Linked DNA regions of Mus musculus: region 2 is linked to region 1. The links are chromatin loops, found by intact Hi-C in ENCODE. Cell type or tissue: heart. All regions are shown on one strand. Links, peaks and the distances in the headings refer to the core of each region. The heading gives the core; the rest is flanking DNA. Region 1 overlaps Mipep (mitochondrial intermediate peptidase). Region 2 overlaps 1700109G14Rik (RIKEN cDNA 1700109G14 gene).

Region 1 (8,867 bases), core at 237-8,236:
ATCCCATCCCTACTCCATCTCTCTACAGCAACACCAAGTGCACGAAGGAGCCATTCTCTTCTCCCTGCCACACTGACTGGTTTCCAGAGCCCAGCTGAGTACCTGATCGAGTAGCAGCTCAGAAAGGCTTTCTGGCTCCAGCTATGAGAACCGAGGAGCTGCAGAGGTGTGTGTTGACTCCTGCTGTGTCATGTGTTAGCACCACGCCTAACCTTCATGACCAATCCCTACCTCACGGGGCCGGTAAGGGGTTAAATAACATAACCCAGCTGCACTCCGTAACCTTCTAATAATAATATTTTATGTAGTACAAAAGCAAAAATACTGTATCTTAACCTCACTGATATTAACAGTAATTTGAATGATAGTTGTAGCATACTCCTGCAATGTGGAACTAGGTCGGTGGAGGCAGGACGATCAAGAGTTCAAGGCCATCCTCAACAACTTGAAATACACAGGTCTCAAAAGCAGAAAACAAAAATTATATAGATATACATTCATATCTCTCTGTATATAAAATACATAATTCATGTAATATCAATTTAGGAATTAAGTTATACGAACCCAACTTTAAGAGCTGGCCTGAGACGGAGCTTGGTGACAGAGAAGATGCCTAGCATGTGGGAGGCCCTGGATTCCATACTGAGCATAAAAACAAATAAAAACAAAAAAAGTAGGTGCTTTAAAGATCCAAGGACAAAGCTGAAGGAGAGCAGAAAGCCTGCGGCAATTTTAGAAGTTTGTAATGGAAGAGCTTGGTTTGCAGCTCAGAGAATCTGAGCATGGGAATCCAGGCAGGAAGCAGGGTGGGTGGTTTGAATGGAAATGGCCCCATAGGCTCATAGAGAGTGGCACTATTAGGAGGTGTGGCTTTGTTGGACAAAGTGTGTCACTAGGGGGCAGGATTTGAAGTCTCAGAAGCTTGAGACAGGCCTAGTGGCCTAGTCTCTTCCTGCTGCCAGCAAATGAAGACATAGGACTCTCAGCTACCTCTCCAGCACTATGTCTGACTACAGGCTGCCATACTTCCCACTATGATGATAATGGACCAAACCTCTGACCTGTAAGCCAGCTCCAAGTAAATGTTTTCTTTTAAAAGAGCTGCCCAGGTCATGGTGACTCTTTGCAGCCCTAGGTAAGACACAGGTCATGGGAAGGCTGGGTAGGGAAGAGTGAGAAAGATGTACAGGAACTTTGAGAAACAAAGGAGCATACTGGGAAAAGAGGGAATACACAAGGAAGCAACAAAGACAGAAGGAATGCTGGGAACTCCACAAGGGAGTGCCATCCAGTGTGTCCTCCTTCCACAGTAGCACACACGAGTGCTCTGCAGAAACCGTGCTGTCTACTCCTCCCTCTCCATCAGCATCTCCACGGTACAGCTAGAATCTGAGCAACTCTACCATCCTGCTGATGATTCACTGCCTCAATGGTCGAACGCTAAAATACCTCTGAACAGCTCGCATGCATTCATTTCCATTACTAGCTGTGCATGGCAGCTCAGATATCCTGAGCTCAGCACGAGGCCAGTTTACCCAATCGCACCTCCCTCGCCCACCTAGCATGAACCTTCCCTGGCAGGGCTGTGCTTGGCAATGGCCTCACCACCGTGGGCTTAGCAAACACATCGTCCTTCACCCTCTCGCTCTATTTCCAACCTGATGACACTGGGCTGGGTTAGAATGAAATTCATTTAAAATTAATAACAAGTGGAAACCTAGAGTTGACTTACTCTCAGCACACGCACACAACATAGGTCAAATTATTTGCTCTAATCAAAGATGACTTCTATATCAATAGATATCAAAAAGTACCAATAAATGGTTCTCTGAATAGATTTTAAAACAAAAACAAAAACAAAATCAACCAGTGTCAGCCATGACAGCTCGGGAAGCTCAGGCAAGAAGACTGTGAGTTCAAGGACAGGCCGGGCTGGATGGCAAAGGTCTTTTGCTTTTAAATTCATTTACAGATATTTAAATCAGAAGCTCTGGGCTGGGAGCAGAGTTCCCTGGGGTGGCTCTCCAGTGCTGTCAATCTCTTGACCCTCCCACTAGAACGTCTGCTTCCTCAAAGTCCCATTGGTTCGCAGAGGTTGGGTAAATGGGCTCACCTGGAGTCTGAGCTATGGTTCCTTGGAGGGCCCTGTGGGAAAATGTAGAATAACCTACTAATTTTGCCAGAAGGTCTCTGCTGCTTAGCAATTCCTCTAAACATTTCAACTGATCGGCATTGGGATAAAGGAAAATTTTATAAGCAGCCTCCCGAACCTGTAGTTAAAAGGGGGAAAGAAGAGAAAGTCAAAGGTCTAAACGTCATGGTCTAAAAGCACACGCAGCAACCCCCAGGGCCAGTGCTCCTCACGCTGCCCACAGCTGGCCATGGCTTCCAAAGCGAAACAACAGGCCACATCAGGTCTACAGTGCTTCTATAGGACACAACGGCACATGCTGAGAAGACAATTTGCCAGTGCTCTGTCTCTGTGCCAGAAAGCACCTACTCCTGGCGACACAATGACTTAAGAATTAAAAGTGACTACACTTGCTACTGACTGTACTCCAAAAATTAATTCCACATGAATTTTAACTATTTTCCACATTCAAAGCATTTGTGGAATTAACTATGTCAGAAATTAAAAATTCAGATCTTAGTAACGCAACAAGGTCTTTAAGGCCACACTATCACGTGCCGTGATAGTGCATTATATCTATGATAGCATAGTAAGACATATCCGTCAGTATTCAGATGGGAGCAGAGCAAAGCAACGGAAGACTCCTACCAAGTCATCGGAGGCTTCTGCATGCAGGCCGTCAATGATTAAGTGGCTTCCGTCACGGGCAAAGTGGTGCTGAATGTGCTCTGGTAAGAGACTCTTCCGGATCTTGTTGGGAAAGTTGGTTCTCATGAGGAAAGCATTGCTCAAGTCCAAGATCTTAACATTGAGGTCCACTGCTCTTCTGCGCTGCACGTGGGAGAGAAGGTATTTAAAGCAATGTAAACTAGCAGTTCACAGACAGACAATCCACAGCCGTAGGAAAACAACACCTGAACCGTTGATACAGAACACTTGCGTGTAATCCTCTGTCCCCAAAAACCTTCATTAAGTTAAGTCAACACGTCGGCTGGTTACACCTGTTCCGTGGCACTTTAAAAAATTAAGTATTTGAAGGGGAGATTAGAAAGATGTTGAATTTAAAAGACTAGGCTAACAGACAGAGGGGGAAGGGAAATGAGAAACACAGATCTGCACAGAACAATGTGAGCATCCAACGGGTTCAGCTCAGAGGCTCTGGTTCACCTGCAACAAAGCCCTTAAAGGCAGAATCAAGCAGGACAGGGAGCACGGGGCACAGGGCATGCACTCACTATGACAGGAGAACCACTGGCTTAAAAATGGACAAGGAGGGGGTAGGCAGAGGCCTGAGGGGCAGAGCTGCACTGTCTACTCAGGTGTGTGGTACACAGAACCAGTTCCTCAGTCAAGTGTGATGAGGCTTGTACTGGCACAGTCATGTAAGTTTTTTAGCTTGCAGTCACACTCCAGAACACAATCTCTGGGGAGAAGTAGTTCCTGAAGTCCATGGTCAAAGGAGCTACCTCAAAAATAAAATAAAATAAAATAAAATAAAGACAGTCCATGCAACCCAGGCTGGCTACGTAGCTGAGGATGACTTTAGACTTCTGGTCTACCTGCCTCTACCTCTCCCTGACCACGGCGCCATTGAACCATCATCCCTATTTATGCAGTGCTGAGGCTTGAACCCAGGGCCCCATGCATGCCAGGCAAGCACTCTGCCCACTGGGCCTTAATCCCAGCATACACCACAAATATTTTAGGACAAAATATAAACTGTATCCATGTAATCTCTGAGGCCAATCAGAAAGTGCCCAGGTACGATCTTTCGGTTATCTATCAGGAAGAAACAAGCCAGGCTTCATACAGGGCTTATGATGGGCTTCAGGTGAGTCATGTGACCCGCCTTTAAAAAATTATTAAGCACTGAAGCCTAAGAAGAAGGAAGACCAAAATGTGATCAGTGCTTTTTAGAAGGGTGAACAAAGTACTCACAGGAAGAAATATGGAGACAAAGTGTGGAGCAGAGACTGAAGGAAAGGCCATCCAGAGACTGCCCAACTTGGGGATCCATCCCATATACAGTCACCAAACCCAGAAGCTATTGTGGATGCTGGGGAGGGCTTGCTGATAAAAACCTGATATAGCTGATTCCTGAGAGGCTCTGCCAGAGCCTGACAAATACAGAGGAGGAAGCTCACAGCCAACCACTGGACTGAGCTCTGGGGTACCTGATGGAGGAGACAGAGAAGGGACTGAAGGAGCTGAGGGGGGTTGCAACCCCATGGAGGAAGCAGCAGTGTCAACAGGCCAGACTGGACTGGACCACCAAACAAAGTGTATTACTTAGAGTGACCGATGGCACTGGCCACATATGTGGCAGAAGATGGCCTTGCTGGACATCAGTGGGAGAAGAGGCCCTCAGGCCTGAGGGTGTTCAATGCCCCAGTGTAGGGGACTGCCAGGGCAGGAGGATGGAAGTGGGAAGGTGGGGGAGCACCCTCACAGAGGCAGGGGGAGGGGGTATGGGATAGGGGAGTTCTGAAGGGGAGACCTAGAAAAGGGAAAACATTTGAAATGTAAATAAAGAAAATATCCAAGAAAAAAATTATTAAGCAACACTTTTTTTTTCAGACAAATATATAAGATGTAAATGTGTACTTAACGAGAAGCTGAGAAGGACTGGGGTGGTGTAGCTCAGCTGAGTACTTGGCTACCATGCACAAAACCCTGAACTTGGCCTTCGGCACTGTACAAACTGGATGTGTGCAATCCAGCACTTAGGCAATGGAAGCAGGCTTGACCTCAGCAATGTAAAGAGTCCATGCCATCCTGGGCTACATGAGACCCTGTCTCAAAAAGTAAAATGTGCTAAAATAAACCAGGTATGGTGATACACACATATAAGCCCAGCACTGGGGAATGCGGAGGGAGGTATTTCAACGTTCAAAGTCAGCCTGGAAGTTAAACGCCTGCCTGGGTATATAGCAAGACTTCAGTATCGAAAAAAGTCAATGTAGAGTAATGACCTAAAGCTTTCAGTATGGAAAAACTCCTTTCCCCGGGGCCTTCAGTGTCTTCTTAATCCAGACTTCTCTCGCAGTCATGTATTGCCACCTAGTGGTTATCAGTGGAATAACAAAAATGATGAATGGCATCTAAAAATTATAGTTCTAAAATTCTTCCTGAAGCTTTTTTTATAAAAAAAAAAAAAAAAAAGTAAAACACAGCATAATAAAATTAATCATTCCTAAAATTTTATCAAGTGTTAAAACCTCTGGAAAAATAAAATCTAGTTCATTTTCTGACTGTAGCTATCTTCTGGACATATCATTCCATTATTCCAGAACAATCCAATGTGCACGGCTTAGAACACTAAACACCCTGTGAAACTATTAGAAACACTTCTTAAAATAAACAGTTAATTTTAAACTCCTAAGTTATAATCACAAGACCTTAAACTGAAAACTAGCGAGCACAGAGCACAGAGGCCCATGCCTGCAGCTACAGTTACTCAGGGAAGAGGAAGGCAGACGGGCTTGAACGCAGGAGCTCAAAGGCAGCCTGAGGACACAGCAGCACCTCATCTCAAAATTAACCAAAGCAAACCTGAAAGAACGTAAGCCTTTGCGGTGTGCAAATGACGTTATGTTGGTGGGGTGCCTTAGAACCTCCCTTCTAAAGCAGGTGATGTCAGCCTGGGCCCGGGGGCACCCATAAGAGCAGACGCAGGGGCTGCAGAGAAAACGGCTGACTTATCTCCTGCATCTTTAATGCTGATGGCCTCTGAGAGTCACTTGGTGGGAAAGATAGGGTACGCTATGAGTACATGTGTGCTGGATGAGAACGGCGGTCGGTGCTGGTGAAAACTGAACATAAACATTGGCCAGCACAGTTTCAAACACGGCTTTAATTAACATTCTGTACAATGCGAGAGCTATGCACAGCAATGTCACCTCAAAGGTTAACAAAGCAGGATTGGGGTGGCAAGGACTGTGTTCAGTTGGTTGAGTGCTAGCCTGGCATGCAGGAAGCCCTGGGTCTGATCCCAGCACCTCTTAAAGCAGACGTAATGGAGAAGGTCTGCGTCACTAGCACTTGGGAGGTGGAAGCAGATATTCTTGGCTTCACAGAAAGCTCAATGCTACCCTGTGATACATGAGTCCCCATTGCTCACAAACAGAAGACATCAAACCCAGTTAATGGGGACTAGCATTACAATGTATCATCTTACAATCATGAGGTATTTTACTGAATCCAAAACTGGTATACATCAAAAAACATGATCTGCTGGTGATACTGCTCAGTGCAGAGGACTTTCTTAGCATGCATGGGTCCCTAAATTCAACCCCCGGCACTAAAGGCAACATGTGATCTCCATGTGCTGAAATCCCAAGCGTTTGAGAGGCTGAAGTAGAGCAAACCTGAGTCTGAGGCCAGCACAAGCTCCACACTGAGACCTTCTATCAAGAATAAAAAGCCAGGTGTGGTGGCTCAAGCATGCAACCCTAGCATCTGAGAGTTCTAGATCAGCTTGGGCTACAGAGCAAGATCATGTCCCAAAGAGCAAAACCAAAACCTAACAAGTCCGGAGCTTACAGATTGCTTCTCATTCTTCTGGGGTCACCAGTTTCTCATCACGAAACAGATTCTTAAAGGCACTGTGTGGGTGATGGGAGAAGCATTTCTTACTCTGACAAATGCTTGGAGGTGTTCCCTGTCATCACGGAGAATAGAGGCATCTCAGACAGCCAGGCCATCTAGTCCATGGGAGATGACCTTCAGTGAAAGAGCACTGCAGTTACTCCACACTTTCTGTGGTGACTCAAAGAGAAGCAGTATACGTCATCGAGGAAAGGGGCTGCAGAGGAAAAGGTGTAAGCCTCAGGCAACTGAGTAGGGAAAGACCCTGCCTAAGGCGCCCGACCGACTGAAAGACATCCCCAGACGTGGAGGCAAACCAAAAGTTAACCTGCTGCGTCCTGACTGATGGGCCCTCAGGTGAATGCATGAACTCACTGTGTTTCATTAGCCAGGAGCAGCGGCTCCCACAAGTGATCCCAGCACTCAGGCGGCAGAGGCAGGAGGATCACCACAAGTTCAAGGTCAGCCTGGGCTACAAAGTGAATACACTGTTGCAATAAACAAAACAACAATAAAAATTAAAAGAGAGACAGACAGAAAGATAGACCTCCTATTTATCAGACAAGGCGTACAAATGTTCTGTGGTATGGACTGGTGCCAAGACACCCCTCCCTACCTTGGACAGCAGAATAGTCCTTCTGCATTTGCACGAAACCTATCCACCTCCTCCTATCAACTCCAGAACATCTGTCAATCACTTGGGAAGTATAATACAATGTAAAGGCCAGGTGAGAGCACGAAAGCTATTAGCAAAGTCTGCTCTGAGCTCAGTGCAAACACATCGTTTTCTGAATGTTTTTCATCTGCCCTTGGTTGATCCAGATAGAGAAGTCTCAGGCACGGAGGTCCCAAGACATTCTGAGAAACTAACTTTTGTTCCTAGATAAATGTCTTTGGATTCCCTGGGATGGAAAGAGCTATAAAATCATAATAATAATCGGACCGTGGGCAAGCAGAGGAGGCCATGGGGAGCCACTCTGGGTGGCATCCAGCCACTCCTCTAGCCCAGCACTGAGCTGCTGCCCACACAAGGGACTGGTTGGCAGCGCATCATATTCTTAGGACACCTGCAGCCAGTGTGAGAACTCCCTGCGCTGAAGCTGAGAGCCTCTAGCAAGTTACTTTGTTTCTACCCTCCATCCAGAGAGAACACTGCACAGGTCACACCATAGCAAATGTGTGGAGCCATCAGGCACACCAAGTGTGAAGTCCACCTACTCTCCATCTCAGCCTCACTCCATGGCACCGTCACCACTCTAGCTGAGCTGTCACTTCATTTTGGAGTGATGGCCAGCTTCCAGAGAGCACTATGTTTAGACACCACCTACAGAAGAATTTTATGACAAGTGAAAAAAGGTCCTAAGAGTTTGCTAATACACCGTCAAGTGATACAAGAGGGCTCTAGCAAATAAATGTTAGTAAAAACACTAAAACAGCTGGAAGCCTGGTGTGGTGGCATGCCTGTAATACTAGAAGGGGGTGAAGGCAAGAAGGTCAGGAGTTCAAGGCCAGCCTCTGCTACAAACAAGTTCCAGGCCAATTTGGTTAACATGTAACCTTGTCTTTGCTCAGCTGGTGGAATGCTTCCCCTGATGGGTTCAATTCCCTGCACTGAGCCTGGTCCAAGATCAGAAAGACAAGTTCATCTTCAATCCACACCAAGATCAAAGCTAAGCTGGGCTACAGGAGGCCCTATCTATCTCTAAATAAATAGGTAGATAGATGAGTAGACAGACAGACAGACAGATAGATAAATGTGCCCCCTTTGCTGTCACACACCTTTAACCCCAGCACTCAGGAAGCAGCATGAGTTTGAGGCCAGCCTAGTCTACATAGCATGTTCCAGGCCTGCTGGGGCTATATAGACCCGATCTGAAGAACGAAAAGACTTGGGTGGAGAGATGGTTAAAAGGTCGAGAGCATGAGTTACTCTTGCAGAGGTGTAGGAATTGGTTCCCAGCACACATGTGCTGGTTAAAACCATCCGTAACTGCAGACCCAGGGGCTCTTACCCTCTTCCTACCCCCAAGGCCATGCATGAGGTATACATACATACATTCAGGCCATCTCATACACAAGAGAAATAAATTTAAGAGCATATTTTAAAAAGAAAAAAAAAGATTTATTACCTTTTCTTCATCTAGATGGA
Region 2 (8,867 bases), core at 401-8,400, 490 kb before region 1:
TTTCTATAAATTCTTCTTTATTAGATCTAGTAACAATTTTTATTGAATTTATAATATATGTTTACAAATTTTATCCACTTATCTCTTTCTTCATAGTTTCGAGACTATGATTTAATTACATTGCTTTTACTTTCTCTTTCCTTGCTCCAACCCTTCCATACATTCCTCCTCGCTCTCTTCCAAATTCATGGCCTCTTATTTCATTAATTCTCTCTCCCCCCCTCTCTCACACACACATTCCTAAACACATAAATATAACCTTTTTAGTCTATATAGTGTTACTTATATGTGTGTTTTCAGGGCTGACCATTTGGTATTGGAAAACCCATTGGTGTGTTAATTGCGGGGACATCTACTTTTCCTGCCCTCAGCATCCTTAGTTGCCTGCAGGTCTTTGTGTGGGGCTGAGGCCTTGTGGGCTTTCCTTCATCTGTGTCTACTGGTGTTGTCTTTGTTCAGATCATGTTCAGGCGGTCACATTCTTTGAAAAACTCCTGCATGCATACCACGTTCTTGTTTGTAACCACCCCCACTCTTCCTTTCTAATCACCCCAACGCAGCCCATCACATCTCTTTCCCAGCCGTATGTTCTTATTTTATATTTATTTAGATCCAGAGTTCAATTAGTGCTGCACATGTATACATGGGTGTGGGTTCACCCACTAGGGCATAGCAACCTGCCAGTGGCCATGCTCCTGTAGAAACACAGTCCTCCGTCCTCCCTCCTCTAGCACCCACACTGCCGACAGATCCATGCTGGAGCCTCTGTGTGTGCGCGTGCCATGTATGTGCCCGTGCACGAGGAGGCTTCACATTCTCTGCAGCTGGAGTTACCAGCTGTTGTGATCTGCCAGATGAGAGTGCTGGGGACTGAAACGCAGGTTCAGAGTTCTATTCTCTCGTCTTGTGTCCACTGCGTTGTACTGGCATCCTACTGTAGTTGCCCACAGGGCTCAGCTGTGCTGTTCTGGTTCTCTGTGTCCACTATCCTTTCCTCCTTTCCTTTTGCCATCTTCCTTCCTTCTTCTCTGTCGCTCTCTGTCCCTCTTTTCTTTTTCCTGCTTACTTCTACTTCATCAGTTTCTTCTGAGACCTTCAGGCCAGTGATCTACCAGGTCCTGTTTATGAAGCCTGTCTTTCTTAGGGTTTCTACTGCTGTGAACAGGCACCATGACCAAGGCCACTCTTGTAAAGGACAACATTTCATTGGGGCTGGTTTACAGGTTCAGAGGTCCGTTATCATCAAGGTGGGAACATGGCAGCATCCAGGCAGGCATGGTGCAGGAGGAGCTGAGAGTTCTGCATCTTGATGAGAAGGCAGCCAGGAGGAAACTATATTTCAGACAGCTAGAAGGAGGGTCTCAAAGTCCACTCCCACAGTGACACATTTACTCCAACAAGGCCACTCCCTGGGCCAAGCACATTCAGATCACCACTAAATGCCTATCAAAGACATTTGTCATGCCTGCTATAATGTCTTGAAGAATAACATCCCCTATCTTAGAGTGCCTTTCTGTCTTGGGACTTCCCTTGCTTGTCCTACTTCTCTATAGCCATAAGAAAACATCATATCTAGGCAGCTTTTAAAACAAAGGGTTTCATTGGGCTTATGGTTTTGGAGGGTTAGAGTCCTTGATGGCCGAACAAAGACATGGGTTCAGGAACAGCTGGGAGCTCACACCTCGAGCCACAAGCTTGAGGCAGAGAGATTAGCCATCTGGGAATTACATGAATCTTTAGAAACCTCAAAGCCCACCCCAAGGCCACACTTCCTAATCCTTCCAAAACAGTTTCACCAGCTGGGACTGATATTCACATCTTTGAGCTTATGGAGTCATTATCACTCAAACCATCACACTTCTGCTGCTCACTGGCAACCTCTGTCTTTACTGGTAATTACAAGAATTTACAAGAAGTTCTGGGTTGGTTTGTTGTTCTGGATTGTAAACAAACACCTGATCTGGTAATGGGATCATTCTTACATCTGATTCTTATTTTTGCTATTTATTTTCTTCAAATTAGGTCCTCCCCCCCACCCCCTAAGACATAGTTTCTATATGCAGGAACTTGATCGGTAGACCAGGCTGGCATCAAACTCATAGAAATTCACCTACCTCCGCCTCCCAAATATTGAGATTAAAGGCACACACCATCACCTCCTGGCTACTATGGCAACTCTTATAAAGGAAAACTTTTAATTGGGGCTGGCTTACAGAGGGGGAGTGATTTTGGAAGTGTTATCACCACCCCCAGTAACCTAGTTCCGCCAGCCAGAGCCCGGATCTTGAAAGCTCTAGAGTCTTTATAATGACACCTCCACCCAGAGAAAGTGTTTACATCGTTAGCCTGTGAGAGAATATTTTAGATTCAATCTGCAGCAACAAAATACCAACTAGAAGTACTCAGAAGCCTGCCTCGTGGAACCACAGTTAGACTACACAGGGAAGAAAGAAACCACTCAAAGAGAACTAGATTTAAGGAAAGCTTACTCATGGGGCAAGAAGAATGGCAATTACATTGAATTTCTCATTAACAGCGTGCAGATGAAACTCCTAGGACTGGGGTCCTCATTCTCTGCAGAAACACAGGCTTAAAAACTAGACACGGGTAAAAGTGCATGGAGGTTTTGAAAACCCAGAAACCTGTCATGGAGTGCCCAAGGTGAGCTCAGGCACTACACTGCTGCACGGAAAACTTAAGAATTGTTTAACGTTGCCAGGGGTCACCTCTCCCCACCTGGCACTGTTCTGCCGCGGGAGGCCACAAAGTGCAAAGGAGAGTGGGGCAGTCTGCGGTGGCCCAGAGGGTACAAGGAGGCCAACTCAGCTTGGAGCAAATGAGAGGAGGAGTCTGGTCCTTTCTTCTTGGGGAGTAGAAGGAGGGGAACGCATTCTGGTGGTAGTCGTTCTCTCTCTCTCTCTCTCTCTCTCTCTCTCTCTCTCTCTCTCTGTCTCTCTCTCTCTCTCTCTCTCTCTCTCTCTCTCTCGCGCGCGCGCCGCTAAGGTTTCTTCTGGTAAAACATTCAGTATCACGCAAGCTCCTAATCAGAACACATTCTGACTTGCAGGGGCTCTTGAAGGACTGGTATTTGCCATCTTACTTTTGGGACAGTCATCTCCATATTCCCGGAATACCTCTAGCAAGAGAAGAACCTGCAGAGCCACACAGAGACACCAGAGGGCAGCAGAGCCTCTAAACTGAAAAAAAGAAACGGACAGGCCTCTGGCTGGGATGTGAACTGGACAAACCACAGAAAGAGAGACGTTCGAAAGGGCTTCAAGGAACCAGAGAATGGCCTCTGTGCTGACCTGTAAAGATTTTCAATTAGTACAAGATCGCTGAAGAAAACTCTCAGCCAGAACGTTCTAGAGTTACTTTCATAGCTACCGAAAAAGCAACACCCAACATGACAGCAAACAATCTAACAGACAAATGATCTTCTAAATCGGTATTTAGCTGTGCTTATACCAGGTGTGTGCAGGTCCCTTGAAAGCCAGAAGAGGGCGCCAGATGCTTTCGAACTTGGGTTATAGGTGGCCGTGAGCTGTCCTCTGGTATGGCAGCAAGCTCTCTTAACCTCTTAGCTCTCCAGCCCAAGAAATGTGATTTTAAAAACAGCTACCCATAACTTCTAGTCCGTTAGAAACTAGATGGTAAAGAAATGTCTTTATCAGCCTTTAAAAACTACCTATCAGTGCGCTGCTCTAGCTCAGCATGTCAGTAGAGGTCAGTAGAGACCCGCGAGCACCCAGAAGCCCTGTGACAGATCACGCCCCAGTTTCTCTTTTCCAAACTAATTGGGCTCTCTTAATTACGAAGACAACTGGCATTTGCAAAACATCTAATGATAATTAAGCTACTTGTCACCAACCTCTTACAGTCAGACACAGTCGGTGCAAGCGGCATTTCTTCTGTCTATTATTGTAAAGGTTGAGAATCTGTAATCTCCAAAAGCCAAACCCTGGAACATGCTAACACCACGTAACACCACTGACAAATGGGAAATCCCACACAGCCTGTGTGACAGAGCACAGTCTAGCCCGCAGCACAGGGAGGACACTGCATATGAGCACTCTTGGGCTAAGGGTAGAAGCTGTGGACAAAACAAATGCAATTTCTGTTTAGATGTAGGCGCCATTCCCAGAGTTTTCATTTGTCTATGCAAATACTCCCCACCCCACTCCAGTCTTAAAACATGTATGGTTCCAATCATGTTGGGTAAAGGAGACGTACCTCTGCTGTCTGCTGATTCGTTATCTCCTACGGGCCCCATCTGCCCCAGTTATTTCCAATCTCTCTTCCTTACTTACTGCCTTCTAACATTGAAAGGTAGACTCTAAGCTTCAAGTCAGTAATACTGCTACTTTCTAGAATATGACCCTTTCACTCCAACCACAGTTTTAATGCTGACAGAGAACGATGGCTAAAAATGGATATTTACTGGTGTCTTGGTCAGTGTTCTATTGCTATGAAGAGACACCATGACCACAGCAACTCCTGTAAAGGGAAGCACTTAACTGGGATTGGCTTACGGTTTCAGAGGTTTAGTTCATTGTCAGTATGTCAGGGAGCATGGTACTGTGTAGGCAGACATGGTGCTGGAGGAGCTGAGAGGTCTACATTCTGATCCACAGGAAGGCAGCAGGAAGGAGAGACACTGGACTTGCCTGGCTTGGGCCTTTGAAACCTCAAAGCCCACCCCCAGTGACACACTTCCTTCAACAAGACCACACCTAACCCAATAAAGATATAACTTCTAATAGTGCCAATCCCTAATGACCAAGCATTCAAATCTATGAACCTATGGGGGTCATTTTTATTCAAACCACCACAACTGGATATCCAGGCCTTTTCTTAAACATTTATGAGGACTATTGTTTAGCACGGCTAACTATTATTATCGTCTTCATCTTACAGATTCATAAGCTGAGGACCTGGGAGGTGAAGAACACAGCCTGTTGAAGATGCCTTTCCTTGTTAAGACAGCAGAAGGGATCTACCTGCTCAGACATCTGGCTCCAGACCCTGGAGTCTGGCTTGAATGACCTAGCCACTCTCTGTGTATTCAAGTCCTGTCCACATAATAAATGGGGAAGTTGGGTGCTTTCCCCAATGCCAAACCGTGGGGAATCCCTAGAGCCGGGGTACAGTCTCCCTTGTAAAACACGCAGGTTACCTGATCCAACCCCACTGCCCTTACTCCTTTGATTATGGCGAACGGGGGTGATTTCTTCATACGCAAAGCAGAAAAAAATCTTCGCTTCCTGTTGCTTGCTTTAAGATGGAAAAAGAAAATCAGAAGCTAATTACTGAGACTCTGAGAACAAGCCTGGGCTACACAGCAAACCATCCTTCACCTCCACCCCCAAAAAGGGAAAGAAAAGAAAATTGCAAGGCCACAAGGCTCTTCAGATGAGTTACAAACGTATCCTCCACCCCTGCCACTGCCTCCCGTGTTCGCTGCTCTCCTCTGAGGGCCAGGCAACTCTCACACCACCCAGGGAAGTGGTGGCTCTTTTTGAAGCACCATCCTCCCCATTCCCGAACTTATTTGACCTTGAAAATGGTGAGTTGAGTAGTTTTCATCCACGCCAGGTAAAAACTAGATAATATGATCATGGGAATGATTTCAGTGGATTACTGAGAAACAGAGCTGGCCCCAGATGAAGAACTGCACAGGAGGGAACCACAGCCTCCATCTTGTAAGAGACGGAGGGGAAACGTAGCTTGGTACCATCTGAAAGCTGAAGAAACAGACCAGAGGCCAGAGAACAAGCGCCCCAAACTTACACGATTAAATGCTTGGATGCCAAAGGCTAAAGAGTGGGAGAAAACGGACCGATAAGATCCTTTGTCTAGGGCTGGTGAGATGGCTCAGCGGGTAAGAGCACTGACTGCTCTTCCATAGGTCCTGAGTTCAAGTCCCGGAAACCACCCTCTTCTGGAGTGTCAGAAGACAGCAACAGTGTATTATAAGTAAGTACAGTGTACTTACTTATAATAATAAATAAATCTTTGGCCTGAGTGAGCGGGGTTGACCAGAGTGAGCAGACATCCTGAATTCAATTCCCAAAACCAGATGTACAGCTATAGTGTACCCCATATACATAAAATAAATAAGCAAATCTTTTAAAAAAGACCTTTTGTCTGATGGAAACAAGCACTCAGGGGAGAGGGCAGCCAGAAGGCCCGAGCTGTGTGAAGCCATTCTCACCCTGAGCAGGTTGTGGAGTGGCCCTGGGCTGAGGTCATTTCCACCCAGAGACACATTTTTTTCCTGTTAACCCTCAGGGCTTGAGAAATACTCATTAATTTTAGTGGCTTGTATTGGTAGTTTTGACATGATGTGAATTTTAAATGAAGCATTCTGAAAGAACTGCCAGAGTTGGTAGAAGGAGGCTGCTTGCTTTCCTGCGCAGAGGAGAAAAGAGGAGAAAAGAGCTACTAACACAGTTACTGCCAGTTAGGGTTCCTAGTATTTTGGGTTTGATGTTTTGCTTGTAGGGTACATCCATAAACAGTTTTAGTACCTGTTTTATGTAGTCCTATCCCATTACTGCTGTTGTGTATGGCTTTTGTGAGTATTGCCTTTTTTACTTAACTTTGTTAAGGGACAGCTGATTCCATTTTCTTTTTAGTTAAACTATGTTAGATTTTGATTCCTTCCTTCCTTCCTTCCTTCCTTCCTTCCTTCCTCCCTTCCTTCCTTCCTTCAAGATTTATTTATTGTATTATGTGAGCACGCTGTTGTTGTCTTCAGACACACCAGAAGAGGGCATCAGATTTCACTACAGATGGTTGTGAGCCACCATGTAGTTGCTGGGAATTGAACTCAGGACCTCTGAAAGAGCAGTCAGTGCTCTTAACCACTGAGCCATCTCTCCAGCCCCATTTATTTCTTCTCCTCTCTAACCATGCCCTTAACTAGAGGTCAATTTGGTTTTTAATTTGTACTTTCTCAATAATCTTGTGAGTTACACATCATAAATTGTTTCCATTGTTCTGGGAATTGACTAACCATAAAATGTTTCATAATCTGTTAACTGTCTGACCTATAACATGTACCTTTCCCATGAGCATAAAAAAATAACTGCAGGATTTCACTTCTGTAACCACCTGCTTGTTTCTGAGGTGGCAGAGTTGCTTTTGACTGTTTCTAAGAACAGCCTGGCTGGGTGAGCCTGGGCACATGGAGAGTCTGTGACAACAGCTCCAACCTCTACTTCATGATACTGGAAGCAAAGTCCTGCTTGGCAAAAAGCCAAAGGCGAGCCTTGGCTTGGCTCCCAGGGGTTCGAGGCTGTGTCACAGGCTCCCATTTTCCTGAGGAACTTTACAGTTACACAGGAGTTTGTTTTTAAATATGCAGACTTAACAGAAAGCCAGTCCATGGTGAGCACAGCCCACCATGAACGCCAAGTTTTTGTCTCTCATTATGCTTTGGTTTATAGTTAATGCTTGGCATCTTTATTCACACACTCCCTCCTGGCCTCTCTTCAAATCTGGCTTCCGAGAAGGTCACCTTAAATCCTACCTAGCCAAGTGCAGTGGATATCTCCTGCCCCAGTTCACTTCACCTCCAACCCCAGACTAGCACTTAGCCAAATAGGCCTCCCTAATATTTTAATCACCACAAACAGAAAATCTGCCATGTCAGTGCCTTTGTATGAAAGGCATCCTTTTATGTAGATCCTTAAATCATGAAGAGCAAGACGATGGGCTCTGGGGATCTTAACTCAGAGGAATAACAGATTCTGATATTTAAACAGAGTTTGCTTATTAAAGCTATAATACCAAATAAAGGCTTTTTATAGTAGAAAAAGTATTTAAAAATAGAAAAGTAGGAAATCTAAAAGAAAGGAATTCCTGCTATGGAGGCTGTACTTTCCAGATCTCAAATGTTGACTGTTAATACTCAGTTTCTGGAAGTCACCATCAGGGACACTGGATGATCTTTGAGAAGCTAGCACCATATGCCTACACAGTCGGACCATTATGAGCCTGGCTTCGCCTCTGCTGTTCACTGTGGAGGGTACATTCACCTTGTCTCAAAGACAGACGTGTGGATGTCATCAGTCTGATCAGAGCAGTAGCACAGTCAAGCCGGGACGTTCTTCTCTCCTCCACAGGATCTGAGTCTTGACATCTAGAGACAGAGGAGAGGGCGCGTTGTACTGCCGAGGCTCCACGAGGTGAACAGCTATGATTTCACAAGGAATAGTTTTACCTGAGTGAGGTAGACATGCGCATATCACACAGCCCTGGAACCGCAGCGCTCGCACTAACTTGGCTGGGCAGGAGGACTGTGACTCTGAGGCTAGCCTGGGCTAGACAGCAAGACTGTCTCCAAAAAGAGTTTGTGATTTGCATCAAGCACAGACACATTCCGATTGCTCCCCTACTGCTTGGATCATAAGGGCTTTTCCCTGTCTGTGTCCACTTGCAGTCTAAATTACGGTCCACAGACCCAGACAGAGAGTCCTTTGTGACTCTGTGGAAATATTGTACATCTAATAACTCCATTCTTGCCATATTCATATCAGCTGATACTGTGTATTGCACCTTCCAGTGAATGAGAAGCATGCACAGAAACAGCAAAAATGGGTTTTCCCGGAGAAAACATCAACGGTCCTGATATCGCTACTGAAGGACGAGCAGAGGAACTGGGAAGGCTAACTCTCTCCTGGAGTGGCTGACTTGGGGTGATGTGGGTGCTATTCTTGAAGGCGATATCTTTCCTAACCCATGCAACCAACACAGGGAAGCAGCAATCAATAGCAAACAGAAAAATACTCGTCCTCACAGAGCTACATGAGAAGGTCTTGGGACCTTGAAATGAGCATAGGTCAGAGGAAGAAATGATAAAG

Evidence for each region. A loop is a pair of places that touch in the nucleus more often than their neighbours do. Peaks named below come from ENCODE experiments on the same cell type or tissue, not always from the same donor. Only the 100,000 strongest peaks of a DNase experiment are listed, where the experiment ranks them.
Region 2: a loop joins it to region 1, with 9 times the contacts of the local background. A loop is called at or near these places in 36 of 42 quality-filtered maps.

The regions. Positions count from the first base shown.
Region 1 is chr14:60,796,216-60,805,082 of GRCm38, reverse strand. Mipep (mitochondrial intermediate peptidase) reads right to left here. Exons shown (of 19, transcript NM_027436.3): 5 at 8,848-8,867; 6 at 2,780-2,962; 7 at 2,114-2,270. Among named protein-coding and RNA genes, the nearest start is that of Mipep, 16 kb to the right of the region's middle. In heart, for the core only: CTCF peaks have their summits at 897 (motif pointing right) and 5,187 (motif pointing left); no DNase peak of the experiment used is centred there.
Region 2 is chr14:61,289,233-61,298,099 of GRCm38, reverse strand. It overlaps 1700109G14Rik (RIKEN cDNA 1700109G14 gene), which reads left to right. Exons shown (of 3, transcript NR_033788.1): 2 at 3,068-3,471; 3 at 4,918-5,117. Among named protein-coding and RNA genes, the nearest start is that of 1700109G14Rik, 12 kb to the left of the region's middle. In heart, for the core only: CTCF peaks have their summits at 3,172 (motif pointing right) and 3,479 (motif pointing right); a DNase peak (open chromatin) is centred at 3,499; H3K27me3 peaks cover 422 bases.